Regions from separate parts of the Homo sapiens genome. Here regions 1 and 2 are each linked to region 3. Evidence: chromatin contacts called from ENCODE Hi-C or POLR2A ChIA-PET data. All regions are on one chromosome and are shown on one strand. The core of a region is the stretch at or near the end of the contact, and the rest is flanking DNA. Distances in the headings are between cores, read along the strand shown.

Region 1 (2,700 bases), core at 100-2,599, 480 kb after region 3:
CACAAAGGGAGTGGGACCCTCCAACCTCACTCTGTGAGAGGAACACCGCACAGCAGTGTGGGGGCTCGAACACCCCAAGAGCGGCAGAGCGCGGTTCAGAAAACATGACCCTTGAAATGCACACAAAGCCTAACAACGTGTCCTCCGCGGAAGAAAACAGCTTGAAAAGGTCGGCTTTGAAGTGACCCAGCGGAAAGGAATCACCCTGGAAGAAACACGCAGCAGCCCCGGGGCAATGCGCGGGCAGGAGGAGCAGCGAGCGCGGGGAGCGCAGGGCCCTTCGGAGAGGGCGCTCCACCGGCCCTGCGCTCCGTACCTGTGCCGCCACGCCCACCGGTCCCCTGCTGAGCCTAGCACCGCCCATTTAGACCCAGCACCACCCGTCCGGACCGAACCTAGCACCGCCCGTCCGGACCCAGCAGCGCCCATTTGGATACTGCACCGCCCGTCCAGACCCAGAACCGCCCGTCCGGACCCAGTACCACCCATCGGACCCAGCGCCGCCCATTTAGACCCAGCACCGCCAGTCCGAACCGAACCTAGCACCGCCCATGGGACCCATCGCCCGTTCGGACCCAGCACCGCCCGTCCAGATCCAGCACTGCACCCCCATTTGGATCCAGCACCGCCCGTCCAGACCCGGACCCGCCAGTCCGGACCGAACCCAGCACCGCCCATCGGATCCGGCGCCGCCCATTTAGACCTAGCACCACCCATCCGAACCGAACCTAGCACCGCCCATCGGACCCACCGCCCGTCTGGACCCAGCACCGCCCGTCTGGAACCAGCACCGCCCGTCCACAGATCCATCACCACCCATTTGGACCCAGCACCGCCCGTCCCCGCCCGTCCGGACCGAACGCAGCACCGCCCATCGGACCCAGCAGCGCCCATTTAGACCTAGCACCGCCCGTCCGAACCGAACATAGCACCGCCCATCGGACCCATCACCGCCCGTCCAGATCCAGCACCGCCCATTTGGATCCAGCACCGCCCGTCCGGACTCTGCACCGCGCGTCCGGACCCAACACAGCACCACCCATCGGACCCAGCACTGCCCATTTAGATCCAGCAGCGCGCGTCCGAACCGAACCTAGCACCGCTGGTCGGGAAGGAACCCGGTACCGCCGGTTGGGACCCACCACCGCCAGTCCAGACGGAACCCTAGCACCGCGCGGGGCCCGCCCTCCGACACCTCCCTCCCTGGCGGCCGCGGCAGCAGCACCTAGTGGAGCGGCCCGGAGGTGCGGCGGCGCCGCGCGGGGCGGCGGCGCGCACGGCGGGCGGCGGCGCGCACGGCGGCGGGCGGGGCGCGGGCGGGTGCGGGCGGCGGGCGGCGGGCGCCGGGCGCACACCGGCCGGCGGGGCTGAGGCGGCGCGGCGCGGCGCGGACTGAGCCCCAGGCGGAGGCCAAGTCGGAGGACGCGGCGCGGCCGCGGAGGCGGAGGCAGCCGCGGAGGCGGAGGCGGCCGGCGGGGGGTGGCGAGGGGCGCCGGGCCCCCGCGGACCTGTCGTCCTCGGCCCGTCCTCCGGCCCCGGCCCCGCGCGGCTGAGGAGGCGCGGCCAGGACCATGTCGGCGGGCGGCCGTGACGAGGAGCGGCGGAAGCTGGCCGACATCATCCACCACTGGAACGCCAACCGGCTGGACCTGTTCGAGATCAGCCAGCCGACCGAGGTGAGCACCGCCGGGCGCGGGGCCTGCGCGACCCCCGCCCGCTGCGCCGCGCCCCGCCCCTCCCCCCCGCCGCCGCCCGCCAGCCGCGGACCCGCCCTCCTTTCCCCCTCCCCCCTCCGCCCCTTCTCTCCCCTCCCCCTCCCCCAGGCCCACCGCGGGCCCCGGCGTCCCCCGCAGCCCCCGTCCCCCTGCCGCGGTGTATCCCGGGGTCGCGCGGGCCGAGCGGGGGCTGGCGGGGCGCGGCAGTCACCTGTTCCCCTCTCCGGCCGCTCACCTGGTGGCTCACCTGGGCCGCCGCCCCCACCCCCGCGAGCGCGGCGCGGCCCCGGCCTCATCCCCGGCGGCGCGGGGGGCGCGGCGGCGCGCGGGGCCGGCGCCCTCCACCTGCAGCCCGGTTGTGGCTCGCGGCGCCCCTTCGCCGTGGCCGGGATGGAGCCTGTGACGCGCGCTGTGCTTCGGGTTCATAAACTTGCAGGCTGCCAGCTGGGAGGGGAAAGTCAGTATCACAAAGTTCGGGAGGTGCGGGCTGCCTGATGGCACAGGCCCGGAGTCGGACGCCTCCGAGGAAAGGCGCGCCTTCTCCACCTTCGGGGCCGCGAGGAAGGGCCCTCTGCGGCGGCCTCTGCCCGGAGGGAGGCGCCGGCCCCAGGCTGGCTCCCTGAGAGGAGGAGGAAATCACGCTCGCTCCTGGCCTGGTAACAATGGGGGTTGTTTATAGCAAAGCTGCTGAAAGCGTTCCGAGCAGCTTTTAAAAAAATGTTTGAGTCCAAGTCCACTAGGAAGGGCTCCGTGGAGAGGGGAGGGAGGTGAAGGGTCGGGGAGCAACCCTGTAAATCGCTCCGCAAGGGTCGGTTCCGCGCTCTGTTCATTCGGTGGCTGCACAGACTTTACCAGCATAAAAAAATTTCACTCAATATTTGTGCCCGTTTAGGAAATCATTTTAATAGCGTCTATTTTTGATTTGTTGTAATAGGTAATTTATAGTTAATACTTGCTATAAAATACTAGCTCCTAGGCAACAAAA
Region 2 (2,700 bases), core at 14-2,513, 340 kb after region 3:
GCCGGGTGCTTTTAATCCCAGCTACTCTGGAGGCTGAAGCAGGAGAATCGCTTGATCCCAGAAGACACAGGTTGCAGTGAACTGAGTTCACGCCATTGCTCTCCAGCCTCGGCCGCAAGAGCTAAACTCAGTCAAAAAAAGAAAAAAAAAAAAACAGAGAGAAAAGGCATATTACTAGTACAACAAACGACAATAATTTTTCTGGCAATTGGACTGACACCAGATTTCCCACAAACTATGTTGAGCTAAACTACTGTTTAATAGGGAGAGCAAGAAAGACATTTTTGGACAATGTCTAGAAGAACTTACCACTTGTGGAGCGCTGCTGAAATGACAACTGTGGAAGAGTTTCCTGAGTAAGAAGCAAATTAAAACCAGAAAGAAAAATGGGATTCACTAGGAATGTTGAGTAATGCGATATACAAAAATATTAGTAAATGTGAACATTGATGATAAAAAAATCAATAATAATAATAATAACAAAAACAACAGTGGCAGCCATGAAGACTCTAAGGGCTTAATAACAGCCTGAAACTACAATGCCAGCCCAGTAACAAAGAAGGTCAGTCAGGGCTGTAGATACTAAAGTGTTCTGAGGTCCACCTGTTCTTCAGAGCAGGGTATGGATATTGGTTTTTTAGGTCTTATTATGTGCAATAGGCTAAAATTTTTTGAGTAAGCACTAAAATAATAGATACAACTTCTAGGCCCTGAAGGAAAAGAGAGAATAAAACACAATCATTTCAATCAAAGACAAAAAACTAAATACTAAAAAAAAAAAAAAAAAAAAAGGCAAGGAAAATCATGACAAATGGAGAGAACAGAATGAGGTGGTGGTGGGAAGTCCACAAACACGAAGAACACGAGAAATACACGCAGTCGCCACTCACCAGGTGAGACCGCCGTGGTCTCCTGTTGCTGCACACAGAGGCACCGTCTGTCAGGAGCTTTCTGGGCCTCATCACAGATTCGGCAGTGGCAGATCTGACTGGGAACCAGCGAAATCATTGCCCCGGGGTTTCTCACTCAGACGGTCTAAAGACCATGCTTTGAGAAACACTGCTGAAACATGAAAGAAACAGTCTCTGTCCTTCGTTTGCAAGGCCTTCCACTCACAATAAAATCCGTATTTCACACAATTATGCAGAATGATGCTCATTTAATGAGTTAATTCTCACCCCCCTCCCAGTAGTGTGGCCCCATTAGTCTCAGTGGGCCTGTTGGGAGTAAAAGCCGTGGCCTCCTAAAAGCTGCAACCATAGACCAAGACCAAGCTTTCTGCTTCCTTATAAAGGCCTACCTCAACTCCCCCGCCCCTTCCCATCCTCTGATGGGGGAGGGCAGGGCAAGGTGGGCGTGGAGCCTGGGGGTGCACGCTCACGCACATCTCTATGACCAAGCAACTTCACTCCTGAGGATTCGTCCAAAGAAATATTCACGAAGTCCACAAGGATTTACAGACAAAGATCTCTATTGTAACATTGTCTGTAATAGCAAAAATTGGAAAGAACCCAAATGTCAATCAACAGGGATTTGGTTAAATAAATCATGGTAGAGCCATGCAAGGCAGCCATTAAAAAGAATGAAATAGATCAATAGGCATTGATGTGCAAAGAAGTCTGAGACATATTATTAAGTTAAAAAAATGTGCCAGAGCCATATGTAGAGCATGATCCAGTTCTTATAAGGATGAACTCATGTGCCACCTTTGTCTCAGAACAGGCAGCGAGAAACAAAACGTGAAGGGTGTTTACCAGGCTCTGGCTCGAGGGGCAGTGGAGATGATGGAAGTATTTAATTTCTGATCTTTTTCCATTTCTCCACTGTTTAGGTTTTTTTGTTTGATATTTTTAACTAGGCTGTATTTCTTTTACGGACAGGAAAAAAGCAATAAAGAGTTTTTTAATGTAAAGTTATCTTTATATGAGTTTTTAAAATTGCTATTGTTCTTTGTAATAAGAAGGGATTTATCCTGACACTTCTGGCTATATGTGATCTGTTTCTCTACTGAGAATCTTCATCTTCAGGATTATTGCTGTTACACGAACCAGCAGGGCCACATTCTCGCTTTCTTTTCTCTCTCTTTTTTCTTTTTTTCTTTTTCTTTTTTTTGGACTTTTATTTGTAGGGGGAGGAGTATGGGCTGTGAAAGACACATTTGGCGAAGGATTCTTTTTGTTTTGGCAAAGAATTACTTTTTATCATATACTACAGGGTATCTTTTTCAAACAAAGCACTCAGAAATGCAAAACTAATTTCATTTATTATAAGATTTGTGCACACATGATCTATACTGACAGGAAACACTGAGATAATCGAAATAACTTCTTTATATCCTTCACAATCCTTACACAACATTCACATACCACGAAAACCTTTGTTTCATGAATGAATCACAGAATATTCTCTTGGTGATGGCAAGTCAGTGCCGTGGGTCCGTGAGTGTTGGCAGAGCTGCACCTCTGAGGGCTGTCTCCAGGCGGCCACTCTGGAACTGCTGGCCGCTCTCTTCCTTTCAATCACACCATCTGGCTGCACTCGGAGCATCTGTTCTGAGCTGCAGCCTCAGGGCGGTGGCCTTGCCCCTGCCATCGTGGCGTGCCATCTCCTCCTGTCTGTTCTTTTAATATTTTAAAGAGAGCCATTGATTTTCAGCAGGAAAAGGCTTTTCGCTTTTCTACTTTCCTGAGCAATAAGCTA
Region 3 (2,700 bases), core at 193-2,692:
TTGTTAGGAAGGATGGTTTTATGTGAGCATTTGAAGTTTTAGGGCAAGAATGGCCTCGGGCCATCTGTCAGGAGAAGCTGCCACATCTGGCAGTATCTCTCCTAGGGTGAAACGTGCGCAGATTAAATTGAAGTAATAACGAGCTCACGTGGAGTCTGAGACGAGACAGGAAATTTGTATGCACGGCATGTGCCTTCGGTGCCCGGGCTATGGAGGAAAGAACACAGACAGTCTTCCTGAGGTGGGGCAGACAAAACCGGTGAAAGTGAAGGAGAATTAAGGCGCTACACGGTGGTCATTCAAAAAGCCTCAGAATTCCCCTCCTAAGAAGATGGAACAGGCGTGCGTTTTCCTCCGTCCCGCAGGTGCAACCGGAAACCTCGGGCAGTGCCCATCAGACAAACGCAGGAAGACGAGAGGCGGAGAGAGGAAGCCCGGGGGAGCCGGGGGACCCTGAGAACGACAGGGTGGGGCGTTCCTGGGTTTTTTTTTTTTTGACTCTTCCACCCCAAACTGGGTGCTCACAAGGACGCGGAGGAAGACAGCCACCGCTGCTGTCTCCAGCCAGAGCACTGGGAGAGGCGCGGCTCCAGGAAACATTTCAAGGACCCTGGGAAATGGGTGGAGATCTCCGAATCTAAAAAACCTTCAGGAGACTGGAAGTGTTTTGAAGTTGAGGGTTGTGGTTCTTTCTCATTTGGTTTCAAAACAGGATCCCCATTTCCCTTAATGTAGGATTCGAAGGCATAAGCAGAAGAGGAAAGGGGTGTCAAGGTCAGAGCCGCCTAGAAGCAGAAGCGCAGGCCAGCGAGATGCTCTTCAGAGTGACTTCGCTGTGGGCTGCGGCAGGCAACAGAAGGAACTCAGCATCCACTGGCCACGATCCCCTCCCCGGAGCGGAGGACAGAGCCCAGTTTCTTCAGGCGGTGGCTCCAGCCAGCTCTGCCCCACAGGGAAGGAGCGCGCAGCTGCCACACACCGCAGGCAGCGCTGACAGACTCGGCCTTCCGGGAGCGCAGGCGGGTGGGGGGCGCCGCCCTTGTCGCTGTCCGGAGCCCCGCAGGCCCGTGGCCCCCTGCCTGGTTCTCCCGCCTCTGCAAGCCTAGCCTTCAGGACTCCGCCTCGCCCCCCTCTTTTCTGTTCGGAGACTCACGGGGCCGTCTGTCTGGACCACGTGTGCACATTTCTGACCACGATTCCTCCGCACACCAGCTACAGGCACCGCAGCGCTGGGGACGGCACAGCTGAACTGTGCTGGCAGCGAAGGGGCCTCACGGGGACGGCTCAGCTCCCTGAGGGCGCAACCCACCTGGTCCGGGGGCGGGGGGGGGGGTGAGGAATAAACTTCCGCGGTTTTCAGTGACCCAGTTTGTTGCATGGCACATGTTGGAAAGGTGAATCTGACCGCGTTGACCGCGTTACTTCAGAGATGCGCTGTGAGCTGCTTTGTGCCGCGAAATGACCTGTTTACCCGACAGCGCCCTCTGCAGCCCAGCGCCGGAACGGGCTTTTTCATGATGTTCCTGCGTTGTGTTTACAGCCTCCCTGCGAGGGGTTCGCACGCACAGGCGGACCTCGTTTTGTTGCGCCTTGCTCTATTGTGCCTCGCAGATACTGCACTTGTTTTTACAAATTGGAAGTTTGTGGTAACTCCGTTGGGGCACATCTGTGGGTCCCGTTTTCAAACAGCTTGTGCTCACTTCATATCTCTGTTTCACATTTTGGTAATTCTTGTAATATTTCGAATTTTTTCATTATCATTATATCTGTCATGGTGATCTGTACTTAGTGATCTTCGATTTTACTCTGTAATTGTTTTGGGGAACCAACAACTGCACCCACGTAAGACAGAAAACGTAATAAATGTCACGTGTGTTCCACATGCTCCACTGACCAGCTGCCCCCATCTCTCTCCCTCCCCTCAGGCCTCCCTATTCCCATTACACTATTAATAACCTACAACGGCCTCTAAGTGTTCAAGTAAAAGGAAGAGACACACATCTCTCACTTTAAATCGAAAGCTAGAGATGATTAAGCTTAGTGGGGAAAGCCTGTTCAAAGTTAAGATAGACTGAAAGCAAGGCCTTTTGCACCCAGGAGTTAGCTCAGTTGTGAATGCAAAGAAAAACCTCTTAAAGGAAATTAAAAGTGCTGCTTCAGTGAACACATGAATGACGAGAAAGTGAAACAGCTTTATTGCTGATATGGATCCCTCAAGCCAAAGCCTAATCCAGAGCAAGGCCTCAACTCTCTTCAGTTCCGCAAAGACTGAGAGGAGTGAGAAAGCTGTAGAAGAAAAGTTTGAATGTAGCAGAGGTTGGTTCATGAGGTTTAAGGAAATAAACCATGTCCATAACATAAAAGTGCAACATGAAGCAACAAGTGCTGATGGAGAAGCTGCAGCAAGTTATCCAGAGACCTAGCTAAGGTAAGTGATGGAGGTGGCCACACCAAACCACAGATTGTCAGTGTAGATGAAACAGCCTTCTGTTGGAAGAAGATGCCATCTAGGACTTTCATAGCTAGAGAGGAGAAGTCAATGCCTATCTTCAAACTTCCAAGGACAGGATGTCTCTTGCTAAGAGCTAATGCAGCTGGTGACTTAAACTTGCGGCCAATCTCATTTACTATTCCGAAAATCCTAGGGCCCTTAAGAATTTTGCTAAATCAGGAGGCCGAGGTGGGTGGATCACCAGAAGT

The links. Hi-C counts contacts between places; a loop is a spot of excess contacts on that map. ChIA-PET counts read pairs that join two places held with the same protein, here RNA polymerase II (POLR2A). Pooled maps may share reads with other maps.
Region 1: a loop to region 3 is called in a map of B cell, with 9 times the contacts of the local background. The contact joins the promoter of AFDN here to the enhancer-like site in region 3. A Hi-C loop is called at or near these places in 2 of 168 maps with a recorded cell type or tissue (B cell and naive thymus-derived CD4-positive, alpha-beta T cell) and 9 of 50 pooled maps. POLR2A ChIA-PET finds 5 or more read pairs at or near these places in 2 of 52 experiments (OCI-LY7 and T-cell).
Region 2: a loop to region 3 is called in a pooled map, with 5 times the contacts of the local background. The contact joins the promoter of LINC02487 here to the enhancer-like site in region 3. A Hi-C loop is called at or near these places in 1 of 168 maps with a recorded cell type or tissue (naive thymus-derived CD4-positive, alpha-beta T cell), 1 of 37 single-sample maps with no recorded cell type and 8 of 50 pooled maps. POLR2A ChIA-PET finds 5 or more read pairs at or near these places in 2 of 52 experiments (activated naive CD4-positive, alpha-beta T cell and naive thymus-derived CD4-positive, alpha-beta T cell).

What each region holds. Positions count from the first base shown.
Region 1 is chr6:167,825,562-167,828,261 of GRCh38, forward strand. It overlaps AFDN (afadin, adherens junction formation factor), which reads left to right and starts at 1,350. Exons shown (of 34, transcript NM_001386888.1): 1 at 1,350-1,676. The coding sequence starts at 1,572. It overlaps AFDN-DT (AFDN divergent transcript), which reads right to left and starts at 1,235. Exons shown (of 2, transcript NR_027906.1): 1 at 1-1,235. RefSeq lists silencers at 319-388, 1,303-1,502 and enhancers at 973-1,042, 1,073-1,152.
Region 2 is chr6:167,695,026-167,697,725 of GRCh38, forward strand. It overlaps LINC02487 (long intergenic non-protein coding RNA 2487), which reads right to left and starts at 1,264. Exons shown (of 7, transcript NR_117092.2): 1 at 1,179-1,264; 2 at 891-1,062; 3 at 310-352.
Region 3 is chr6:167,350,074-167,352,773 of GRCh38, forward strand. No RefSeq gene overlaps it. Among named protein-coding and RNA genes, the nearest start is that of TTLL2, 26 kb to the left of the region's middle. RefSeq lists enhancers at 906-1,584, 1,408-1,702 and a silencer at 926-1,195. Within about 2 kb of position 1,443, at least 16 of the 41 ENCODE cell types and tissues checked have a DNase peak (open chromatin) inside an H3K27ac peak, as active enhancers do; they include B cell, where a contact is called at or near this core.